Regions from separate parts of the Homo sapiens genome. Here all the other regions are linked to region 1. Evidence: chromatin loops called from intact Hi-C (ENCODE). Cell type or tissue: mammary epithelial cell. All regions are shown on one strand. Region 1 has its middle 17 kb from the start of ANXA4. Region 2 holds the start of SMANTIS (SMARCA4 interacting SWI/SNF chromatin remodeling complex scaffold lncRNA). Region 3 holds the start of SNRNP27 (small nuclear ribonucleoprotein U4/U6.U5 subunit 27).

Region 1 (4,000 bases):
GCCGAGATCATGCCACTGTACTCCAGCCTCGGCGACAGAGCAAGACTGTCTCAAAAAAAAAAAAAAGTATAATGAAGGAAATAATAAAGATAAGAGCAAACACCAATGAAATAGAAAACAAAGAAACAATAAGCTGATTCAGGGGGAGGTAAAAGCTACTAAATAAATATGTAGTAATTATAATAAGATGTGCTAAAAGATGCCTCCAAAGTGATATGAAGAAACTCCTGAACTCCAGAAGGCTTCAAAAAAAAGACAAGCTTTTTGCAGTGTGGACTAGGGGAGGAGAGCAGGCATTTTCTAGGGCAAGGATGTGGTGATGACCATGGAGTCTGCCAAGCAGAGAGACTCTTGTTCTAGTCACCATTGTTCCCTCTTCCTAGTCCAATGTCTCCAACCAGGGTACTTAGGAAATGTTAGCTAAGTGAATAAACATTTTCCTTTAGTTCTGCAGTGTGTCTTTTGTCTATCCACAAATTTTATGACATAAAATTTCTTATGCCGTTTATCTATAACTTTGGATGTCCAATCCCACACTACAGTCTTTTATGACATAGCTGTGTGATGCTATTTTATTTTGTTTTCTTTCTTCTAATAGAGACAGGGTCTTGCTATATTCCCCAGGCTGATCTCAAACTCCTGGGCTCAAGTCATCCTCCCACGTTGGTCTCCTAAAGTGCTGGGATTACAGGCATGCACCACCCACTGCACCCAGCCTGTGATGCTATTTTCCTAAAGACACTACATGAGAAGCTCCTACCCTTTCTCCATTTCAGCTGCAAGAGGCTTTCAAAACCTAGGCCCGAAAGCTAAAAACTTCTGAACTGTTGAAATGGGGCCGGGCGCGGTGGCGCACGCCTGTAATCCCAGCTCCTCGGTGGGCTGAGGCTGGAGAATCACTTGAACCCGGGAGGCGGAGGTTGCGGTAAGCCAAGATCGCGCCATTGCACTACAGCCCGGGCAACAAGAGTGAAACTCCATCTCAAAAAAAGAAAAAAAGAAAAAGAAAAGAAATGGAAATCCACATGCAACAATGGCTATCCAAATACCTTAAGGATACATTTGAGGGTGGGTGTACCCATCTTGTGCCCCATCTCCTAGAAACTGGTGTTTGCTGTGGGCAAATGAGGTGCCAGGAGAAGGTACTATTGCTGCCTAAGGGCTGCAGCACATGGTCGTGCAGGTTGTCTACTGTACAAGAGTTCCTGGCAGAAGCAGGGAGGGCCGCTGAAAAACAGCCAGTATTCCATTTACCAAGTCGTGCACCCTGGGGCTTCATCCCCCCATATAAAAGAAGACTTTTTCTAATTAGTACAAATACGTCAGGCAGGTATGGGCTAATTGCAGCCTTGTGTCCCCAGCTGTCACCATTACTGTCCTGGCTAGGGGAGATTTAGTGTCTGACTCTGTCCCTTCAAAAGAGCCCCCTCAATTCTCTTCAGTGTCAAAGCATCTTTTCAGAAGATCCTTTCAAGCCCTTTGGTGAGTGACTAACCCACCACCGGCAGTCCACTAGTGGAGAATTACCTTCTGCCAAGAGACCTTAGTTCTGTAAAAAGGCAAAGAAAGAAAGATAAGCTGGGGCAAGAAAGAAAGATAAGCTGGGGCAAGAAAGAAAGATAAGCTGGGGCAAGAAAGATGAACTCATTCGGCCACGCTGCTCTCGCCCTGTGGTTGCTTCTTCTGCCACTAGATGGCGTCCTCGCCTAAGTACTGGAAACACTTTCCTGAGGATGGAATTTGAGAGGAAGCTGGGTTGCAGCCGCTGTCCGTGTGGAACGTTTAGCTGATCCCAGCTTCATTATTATGCGATTTGAAAATACCTGCTCATCCTGTCAAGAAATTTTATTGAGTGGAATAATTGTTTCATGGCACTCGTCAAGTTCATGCACAGCCTGTCTCCTTTTCTTCTCCCTCTGACTCCTGCAGTCAGCCGATGTTTAAACCCAGGAGACGCAGGTCAAGCCACAGGGAGCTCAGCTTCCTGACATCCACCTGAGAAATGCCAGGAGGGCTTACTGATAACATAATGGATGTCAGTTTAATAAATTCTGACTCAAGGTGACATATAGCTATTTACAGAGATATAACATATTAACATATATATTAACATCTATCATTTTAGCATTAATCATTTCGGCATCTTTTTATTTGAGGCATCATTTATATATTTAAATGTATATAAATGATGCCCCAAATAAATATACCATATACTTAAATCTATAAATATATAAATTTATTATTTATTTATATATAAATACATGGTATATTTATTATTTATATATTTATTTATTGTATATTTATTTAAATATATGAATGCTGCCCCAAATAAATATACCATACACTTCAAATGTGTGCCTTTAAATGTATTTAAAAGTGTGCCTTAAGTGTACGGTTCAGTGAGTTTAATAAATGTATACACCAGTGTAGCCACCGCCCCCATTAGGACACAGAACACTTCCATCACGCTGGTACATCGTCTTGTCCACCTTCAAAGTCAATTCCCATGAGCTGAAGAGGCTCAAGGCTCAGAGAAGAGCAAACAGTGGGTGAAGGGAGTGTGTGGCCTTCAGGCTAATGTGCACTGTAAGAGGCTAAATGAGACTCTTGATCACTCACAGCCTCTGTTTTGTATTTTCCTAGAAAAATCAAGTAATCATTTATTTTTAAGGAAAACAATGGCATTTTAAGAGCCACCTCATTTTACCTGACATTTTATTAGTTTTTCTTTCACATATATAAATGCACAAAATTCTGTAAAATATGTTTAGTCATCACTTCATGATTTGGTTCTTGTGACTTTTTTTTCACTATGCAGTTGTCAGGATGCAGCTGAGAAAATTATCAGAGCTATTCAGTGAGATCAATTGTGTATTTTGAAAATAATTTTTCCTGAAGAGCCTGATATGGTTTTGCTCTGGGTGCTCTTGGGTGTCCCCACCCAAATCTCATCTCGAATTGTAATCCCCAGGTGTCGAGGGAGGGACCTCGAGGTAATTGGATTATGGGGGCGGTTTCCCCCGTGATGTTCTCATGATAGTGGGTGAGTTCATGAGATCTGATAGTTTAAAAGTGGCACTTCCCCCCTCACTCTCTCCTGCCAACACGTAAGACGCCTTGCTTCCATTTTACCTTCTGCCATAATTGTAAGTTTCCTGAGGCCTCCCCAGCCATTCAGAACTGTGAGTCAATTAAACCTCTTTTCTTTATAAATTACCCAGTCTTGGGTGTTCTTTATAGCATGTGAAAACAGACTAATACAGGGCCAATCCAAGCATTCTTCAGCTCAGGAGTTTAACTCATTTGTCAGCTTACACTAGCTGTGTCTTTATTACTATGCTAGAAAAATGCGATGATTTCGCCTAAAAGATTGACTTCTTTAATATAAACTTTTAATGGAAGCATAACATACATACAGAGAAACACACAGCTCAATGAATTTGCCAAAAGTGAACACAACCATGTAATCAGTGCTTAGATCAAGAAACAGAATATTATCAGAACCCCAGAAACCCTTCTAGTCACCCCAAGGGTAACCATTATCCTGACTTTTAAAACCATAGATGAATTGCACTTGCTTTTGAATTTTCTATCAATAACATAAAATAAGAAGTACTGTTGTGTGCCTGGCTTTCATCACACAATATTAACATCCACGTTGTTGTGTGTACTTGTAGTTTGATATTTCTCTTGCTGTATTGTATTCCATTATGTGACTATGCCACGGTCTATTCATTTCACACACACACAAGCAAATATATATATATACAGGGTCTTGTTCTGTCGCCCAGGCTGGAGTGCAGTGGCATGATCCTGGCTCACTGCAGCCTAGAACTTCTGGGCTCAAGTGATCCTCCCACCTCAGCCTCCCGAGTAGCTGGGACTACAGGTGTGCACCACCACGCACAGCTAATTTTTTTAGACACTGGCTCTCCCTATGTTGCCCAGGCTGGCCTTGAACTCCTGGGCTCAAGCAATCCTCCCACCTTGGCCTCCAAAA
Region 2 (4,000 bases), 74 kb after region 1:
AAAGAAAGCCTGTGCATAGGGGACCTTGGACCATTTGCTCTCCTGTCTACAGAAAAGATCTAATTGATGGATAAGATTAAAATCAAGGTTCCCTTCAGCTGGCCATGTCTGTTCATCCCTGAGACAGTAAGAAGGCCATGCCCTTCTGCAAAAGAAAATGAGCTGCTTTTTCTTCAAAGTTTTAGGGTCAAAGGACTCCCAGTGCTTCAGAATGCACTCCAGAGGAGTGCCGGCTGAAGATGGCTTGTTACCCATCTGCAAAAGAGACAAGAATAGAGGTTTCCTCGGTCTCCTGGTTCTTTTCAATGTGACTCAGGGAGGAGGGGACACAGTAGGAGAGTCCTCCTGGCTGTTCTCCCTCCTTGGTCCCCGGGTCCCAGCACCATAGTTGCAGCCCCATGGTTGCAGGTGTGACCCCCAAGCGTAATACCAGAGGACCTAATCAATGGGCTAGTCATGTTTACCCATATGACCTCAGTCCTCTGCCTAATAATTGGGTAATTACTCTCTGACCTCCTAGACCTGTGTGACCTGTGTGGCTTCTTGATAAATGGATCTCCGGAGAGATAATGTAACACTTGCATTTAAGCAAGGCCCCTTAATAGAGGGAGTGTACTGGAATGAGCTTTATACTCTGCTATTATGGACTGGACTAGAGGATTTATTCTTAGGTGGTGGTTCCGGTTAACTTCCAGACATAAAATCCCCTTTCTATTTAGATGCCATTCTAGTTGTAGGCAGAATGGGTGTCTTCAGAGAACGTAAGGGTCAAATGGTGGCCTTCCTGCTAACAGAGAGAGTACTGAGACTAAAATTTGGTTTTGGAGGACATGTTCCTCCTTGCTGCTGAAAGCAGAGTTCTCCCACTTGCAGAGGGGGCATAAGGTTTGGTCTCTATTAGAGGGATGTAAAAGGGAGGAGAACTGAAAAGCCAGAGACTTTTAGCAAAGGGCAGACAAGATTCCTCATGGAGAGGATTCCCATTTTACTAGGTGGTGCTAGTGGAATACCAGGCAGTAACTTTGCCTCCATATGCTCTTTAAACAAAGGATGGAGAGAGAAGTCTGACCTGTGGCATGCTGTCCCCACAGCATACCTCCTAACAGGAGAAAGTTAGTTTGCCTCATAGAGGGGCTATCCGGTCCGACTGGACAGTGCTGGTTCCTCACATGGGAAAAGAAACAGCCTAAGTGGACAGAGGGGCATTTACTGGGGGGAAAATAACCTCCCACCCAACCCCAGGAAGTATTATCATTAGGAGTTAAATAGTCTTTGAGATCTGGATCATGGAATTCCCCTGTCTGTAAAAAGTCAGAAAAACAGCAATCCCTTAACCTGCATTCCTGGTTACTACGGTGGTTGCTAAACCTGCCTAATTGAATTATTTCCTGGGCTATAAAAATTCCTGCAGCATTGCATACAGAGAGGAGATGGGAGACATGGTGACTGCAGAAAGGAAAGGAGGAAAATAAGATTTGCAATAGGAAAACTTGGAGATCCTATGGCTGACACCCAGTCAGGCAATCAGAGGCTGGGGTCAGTCCAGGAGCCTTTTGAATAACACCAGGGTGTGGCCCTGGCCAGAAATTCTCAGTTGCTCCAGGACCTATTCCAGCCCCATACAACAACCAGGCTTTCTGTGAAAAGAAACTAGTTTGGACACAGCCAACATTCCCGGCACCCTGAGGGCAGGTCCTCCCCAGCAAGCCTCACATCTGAGTCTTCAAGACTGGTGGCCAGCCCTTGTGGCTCCTTAATCAGCTGTCAGATGCCCGGTGTTTTTGATAGTTATTTGAGAGAATAAAAACGGAGGACAAGAAGCCTCGGAAGTGAAAGTAGAGTCCGCTCCTTTACTCACCATTCTGATGAAGTCACCTTCAAATCCCAGACGAGCCCTCAAAATGAAGCAGCCTTGTTGTCTGGGGTGAATACTGAGGTTCTTGGTCACACGACCAGATATTGAGGTCAAGGACATGCACACACACATCGAGTGAGTTTGGAGCAGGAGTTTAATAGGCAAAAGAACAGAACAGCTCACAGTCACAGAGAGGGGTCCCGAGCAGGTTGCTAAGCAGTAGTAAAAATGTCAGGGTTTTTATAAATGGTCTAGGGAGGAGGGGCCTCATGAGGAGGGGATGTCTTATCCTCTTAGGGCCTGATGGTTTAGCTGCGACCAAGTGTGCTATCTATATAGAGCAGAATTTTTTTTATCAGCTTTTATCCCATTCCCTGACCACATAGGCTGACTCTTAGTCTGTGTTTCTTTGTCTTGCTTATCTGGGAGGGAGAGTTTCTGTGTCTGTTCCCATACATCTTCTTGCAGCTGCAGGCATCCGCCCCATGAGTCTGCTTTTAGTTTCTCTATCTTAGTGCACCTAAAGGGAAAGGAATGTGCTTATTAAGACCCACTGTTTTACTGGGGCCCATTGTATAAGTGTGAAGTTTGGCAATTACCCAGGAGACTTCCACCCCTTCTTCTGTGCTTGAGCTGTCTTATCTGTATTTTACAGCCTGAACTTTCAGGTTACTTGTTGTTAGAAGAGAAGTGATTTTTTTTAACTGTGTGTGGTTAGAAAGGGAGCTATTTTTGAGCTGCTTTTTGTTAAAAGGAAAGTTTTCTGCTGGGGACTCACTTTACCCTAAATGTCTACCTAAATAATTTCTTTTTGCCTCCTATAACACTGGTAGTGTCTTCCAGCATGCTACCCTCCAGTTAGCTCCTTGGGGGCCAACACCTTCATGCTGGGTAGGTACAGTGATTCTATGTGCACCACAAACTACCTGGCCTAGCCTCTGCCCCCAAGACCTTGTCTCAGTAGACTTTTGGCCAGAGAAGTATCCCCTGGTTCTTAGCTGCTATTTAGAATCTCCTTGAGATTTGGGTAAAAACACTTGACCATGAGACCATCTTTCTATCCAAAAAGAATTCATTTTACTCAGCCTCAATGTTGCTAACAGTAACAACAACCGTAGCAATAATAGAAAATGTTTATTAAGCTCTACTATGTGTCAGACATAGAGATAGATGCTTTCCATGGGTTATCTGTTTTAATCCTGACAGAAGCTTGTCTTACTGTTGAGAAGGTAAAGTATAGTGAGTGAGGCTGGCTGACTTGCCCACGGTCTCAGAACTATTAAGTGGTATATTCAGGATTCTAGATAATTCCTAGAACACTTTCCTTTCATCTTTGCATGATCAGCTGCCTCAAGTCTGATTCCAGAGCTGGAGTTCAAGCCACTGTTCTATGCTGCTGCCCATCTCTGAAGAGAACATTGTCCTGAATCTATGTATCTTCTTCTTTTCCCTTTTTCATAAAAAGAGAAAGGCATAGGACCCACCTTTTTTTTCAGTTTATCCTAATTCTTTGGTTACAAGGACACCATAATTCAAAATGTAGCCCATGTTACATTCAGAATTATCAGCATAAAGGGTGAGGAGACATTTGGCACAACCAACCCCTTTTCAGTGCCTGTTATGTGTGGGCCAATGCAAGGCAGACTGTTGGAGAAGACAAGGATTATAATCCCTAGTTCTTGTGTTCAAATAGTCTATGAATACTAGCACAGCTAAGGCATGCACAAAAATAACTATGATTAATTCATAATATAACAGTGACAGGAGGGGCACAAATAAGATCCCACTGGGGTTCAAAGAGAAGAGATCACATTTCACTTGGGGGCATCGGGCAAAGCTTCTTGGAGGATGTAGATGTTAAAATGGACCTTGGGAGATGATTGAGTTTCTGTAAACAGAATTAAGGGACAAGGTGTTTCAGGTGAATGGAATGGCATGTGCGGAGGTCTAGGGGAGTCATGGTAAATCCACAGAAAAGTGTCTTGCAGCAGTGAAGTGGCCTCGTCTGGGGTGACACCCATGGTTTGTTGTCTCACGGCCACAGATATCAAGGACGTAGACACACAAAGAGTGAGGTTAAGAGTGGAAGTTTAATAGGGAAAAGAAAGAGACTAGCTCTCTGCTACAGAGAGGGATTCCAGAAAA
Region 3 (4,000 bases), 170 kb after region 1:
CGCCACCACCTCCGGCTAATTTTTTGTATTTTTAGTAGAGACGGTGTTTCACTGTAGTCTCGATCTCCTGACCTCGTGATCCGCCCGCCTCGGCCTCCCAAAGTGCTGGGATTACAGGCGTGAGCCACCGCGCCGGGTGAGGGGTTTCTTAAAAAGCATTTTCATCAGATGAGACCCCAGCCCTGAGGGGAGAAGGAGAAAGAGAAAGAGAAAGAAAGAGTATTTTCAGCCACCACCTGAGGCCACCATGTTCTTCCTCTCTTACACATCTAGTACATACCCCCTTAGGCTTCCCATAAATCCTGTCTTTCCTGTGGATAATTTCTTCAATCATTAGTGGTGTGCTTCTTCTTTCTTTTTTTTTTTTTTTGTTTGAGACGGAGTCCCACTCTGTCGCCCAGGCTGGAGTGCAGTGGCGCAGTCTCAGCTCACTGCAACCTCAACCTCCCAGGTTCAAGCAATTCTCCTGCCTCAGCCTCCCAAGTAGCTGGGATTACAAGCATGCGTCACCACGCCTGGCTATCATTAGTGGTGTGTTTCTCCAATGATGTCCCTAAATCTTCTTCCCTGGGGTCTGCACCTCCCTTGAACCTCCCCATTCTACACCTAGTGCATGCTTTGCCAGGGTAATTCCAAAGGCATCTGGGGGTTGGGGCTGTTGGTAGAAATCCTAGATGTCATGGCTGGATCTTTCCTGGAAGTTTGGGTTGGGACAGGTATTAAACAGGCCACTCTGAATGTATAAATCTAATTAAAAATTTATGTGATTGGTGGGCATTTTTTCCAACCTAATAAAGTCCCTTTCCATCCCCCAGCTCTTTGTATTTTAAAAGCCAGGTCACTAGACTTGATAATTCTAGAGAGAGCTGACTGAAAAGAGTTGGTTTGATTAGAAACAGAGGTTCAACACTTTTACACTGTTGGTGGGAATGTAAATTAGCTCAACCATTGTGGAAGACAATGTGGTGTTTCCTCAAAGACCTAAAACCAGAAATACCATTTGACCCAGCAATCCCATTACTGGGTATATACCCAAAGGAATATAAATAATTTTATTACGAAGATACTTGCACGCATATGTTCACTGCAGTACTATTCACAATAGCGAAGACATAGAATCAACCCAAATGCCCATCAATGATAGACTGGATTAAAAAAATGTGGTACGTATACACCATGGAATACTACACAGCCATAAAAAGGAACGAGATAATGTCCTTTGCAGGGACATGGATGGAACTAGAAGCCATTATCTTCAGCAAACTAACACAGAAACAGAAAACCAAACATTGCATGTTCTCACTTATAAGTAGGAGCTGAACAATGAGAACACATGGGCACAGGGAGAGGAACAACACACACTGGGGCCTGTAGGGGGAGGAGCTGGGGAGAGGGAGAGCATTGGGAAGAATAGCTTAATAGATGCAAGGCTTAATGGGTTGATAGGTGTAGCGAACCACCATGGCACACATTTACCTATGTAACAAAACTGCACATCCTGCAAATGTACCCTGGAACAAAATAAAATAAAATAAGAAATAGAGGTTTGAGTCTTTCCTGGTAAGCATATTTATGCTCTACCACAGACGGTTCAGCCTTGGGGCAAGACAGTCTTTCTCCTAATTTTTGTAGTTTTGAACATTCTAAAGTTTTTGTTGTTGTTGTTGTTGTTTTCCCTGAGGACAGAGGCAACTTTGGGGAAGTACTTTGTCGGGTAGGATGGAATCTGGGGCCTTTAGTTTTCCTTCCAAGAGCCCATAGGAGGTTTTGGGTGCCTTCTCAATGCTGGCATGAGAAAATATAAAGCAGATGGACAGTGAACTTTGGTATATTCACTCCTTATGAATGTTATGTGGAAAAGTGGAAGAACATAAGCTGTTTGTCTATGCTATGTTTACAATTGGTTTGCTCTATTTTGTGCATGTGGACAAAAATGGGGGAAAAATGAAAGCTGTGTTAGGATAATGGGTATACGGCTGAATTTTCCAGGAATTTCTATAATAACACCAAATCGCATGTTTTAATGCCCACCGTGAACAAAGAAGACCGGAACCCTCGCAACTCGTTTTGACGTTTTCTGGTCGGCGGTAAAAGCTCGGTTCCCGGCCCTCCCGGAAGTTGTTGCACAGTTGTTTCCGGGAAGCGGGACTCCAAATGGGTCGCAGTCGCAGCCGCTCTCCACGGAGGGGTGAGTCCTGTAGCAATTCGGAGGATATGGGGCTCTGTTGGAGGCCTGTCCCTTTTGTTTTATTTTGTTTTGTTTTTGGTAGCCGCGTAGCAGAGAGGCGGGCCCTTTTCCCAGGCGGAGAGCGAGGGGTGGATAAAGGAACGTAGACCTGGGCCCTGCCCTCTTCAGCCCGCCCTCTCCGGTTTGAAGGCAGTTGTTTGTCTCTGAATTAGTTTCATTAAGTCTTTGTCACCTTCATACAATAACTTTTATTACACTGTGGCCGGTGGGTTTAGAATTAGACCTCAGTTCCTTTGCTGAATTTCTGGGCGACGGTGGGCAAGTCACTACTCAGCCTTTCTGAATCGAATTCCCAGAATGAGTCATTGAGGGTAGTATTGCCAACTTTTAAAAACTGATGTGAGAATTAATGTCACATCCCATAACATACAGTATGTGATTCTGCCTGGTTCTTAAATACTTAATAAATGTTAGATTCCTGCCCAGGTCATTACAGGGAAATCGATATTAAGAATTTTGAGTCCTGGGAGCTCACTTCGTAATGTTTTCTGGCTACCAGCCCCATAAATGAGGCAGCGCGACGTAAAGAACCCTGGACTTCCATTAGGAGATCTAACTTAGACCCTCGGTTCTGCCCCTGATTCGTTTTTTTTTTAAATCAATTTATTTATTTTTAATGAGACAGAGTCTCGCTCTGTCGCCCGCCCAGGCTGGAGTGCAGTGGCCGATCTCAGCTCACTGCAACCTCCACCTCCTGGGTTCAAGCGATTCTCATGCCTCAGCCTTCCGAGTAGCTGGGATTACCCGTCCGTGCCACCACGCCTGGCTAATTTTTGTATTTTTATTAGAGACGGGGTTTCGCCGCGTTGGCCAGGCTGGTCTCGAACTCCTGACCTTGTGATCCGCCCGCCAGCCTCACAAAGTGCTGGGATTACAGGCGTGAGCCACCGCTCCCAGCCTCTTTTTACCTTTTTAATGTGACTAGTAATGGTTTGCATTATTTTTCTACTGGACGGCGCAGCTCTAGATATTTGAGGTAATTATCAGTTCTGCAATTTGTGTGCGTTTGCATTAGAACGTAGGCGTTCCCGGTCCACATCCCGGGAGAGAGAACGCAGGCGCCGAGAAAGGTCCAGGTCTCGGGAGAGAGATCGGAGAAGGAGCCGCTCGCGATCCCCGCACCGAAGACGCTCCCGGTAAGGGCAGAAAATAAGCCAAGAGTTTTATTTACCGAAAGTCCCTAAGAAACTGGTCGCAGCTCTTAACTTTGTTTTCATCGCTTATAAGGGGATTTACGGTTTCCTGAAATGGAGGAAACTTAATCCAACCTTATTCTAAAGCTAACATTCACCTTGGTTAAATGGTGCTAATAGTACTCTACATCACAAAGTTGTCTTGAAAGAGTAAGTAAGAAATAATGCATGCAAACCCCAGAGCATGGTGCTTGGCAAGAAAAAGAAATAAGTATTTTATATTTTTGTTTCTTTCTTCCGTTCCTTTCCTTTCCTTTTCTTTTCCTTTTCCTTTCTTTTCCTCTTTTTTGAGACGGAGTCTCGCTCTGTCACCCAGGCTGGAGTGCAGCGGCGCAATCTGCTCACTGCAACCTCCGCCTCCCCTGCAATCTCTGCCTCCCCTGGTTCAAGCAATTCTGCTGCTGAGCCTCCCAAGTAGCTGGGACTACAGGCACATGCCACCACACCCAGCTAATTTTTTTTGTATTTTTAGTAGAGACGGGGTTTCAACGTGTTAGCCAGGATGGTCTTGATCTCCTGACCTCGTGATCCACCCACCTCGGCCTCCCAAAGTGCTGGG

The links. Hi-C counts contacts between places; a loop is a spot of excess contacts. Peaks named below come from ENCODE experiments on the same cell type or tissue, not always from the same donor. Only the 100,000 strongest peaks of a DNase experiment are listed, where the experiment ranks them.
Region 2: it touches region 1 in a loop (5-fold over the local background); 11 of 110 quality-filtered maps call a loop at or near these places.
Region 3: a loop joins it to region 1, with 11 times the contacts of the local background. A loop is called at or near these places in 25 of 110 quality-filtered maps.

Annotation. Positions count from the first base shown.
Region 1 is chr2:69,723,137-69,727,136 of GRCh38, forward strand. It overlaps a transcript of ANXA4 not described here. Among named protein-coding and RNA genes, the nearest start is that of ANXA4, 17 kb to the right of the region's middle. RefSeq lists an enhancer at 1,573-1,622. In mammary epithelial cell, a CTCF peak has its summit at 1,695 (motif pointing right); a DNase peak (open chromatin) is centred at 1,725.
Region 2 is chr2:69,796,930-69,800,929 of GRCh38, forward strand. All of the region lies in intron 3 of ANXA4 (annexin A4), which reads left to right. It overlaps SMANTIS (SMARCA4 interacting SWI/SNF chromatin remodeling complex scaffold lncRNA), which reads right to left and starts at 2,069. Exons shown (of 3, transcript NR_164155.1): 1 at 1,859-2,069. In mammary epithelial cell, no CTCF peak of the experiment used is centred here; DNase peaks (open chromatin) are centred at 1,382, 1,712 and 2,372; H3K27ac peaks cover 2,355 bases.
Region 3 is chr2:69,891,831-69,895,830 of GRCh38, forward strand. SNRNP27 (small nuclear ribonucleoprotein U4/U6.U5 subunit 27) reads left to right here and starts at 2,126. Exons shown (of 6, transcript NM_006857.3): 1 at 2,126-2,188; 2 at 3,264-3,384. The coding sequence starts at 2,155. RefSeq lists enhancers at 1,751-2,686, 2,429-2,488, 2,687-3,621. In mammary epithelial cell, no CTCF peak of the experiment used is centred here; DNase peaks (open chromatin) are centred at 2,131 and 2,521; H3K4me3 peaks cover 1,538 bases; H3K27ac peaks cover 1,673 bases.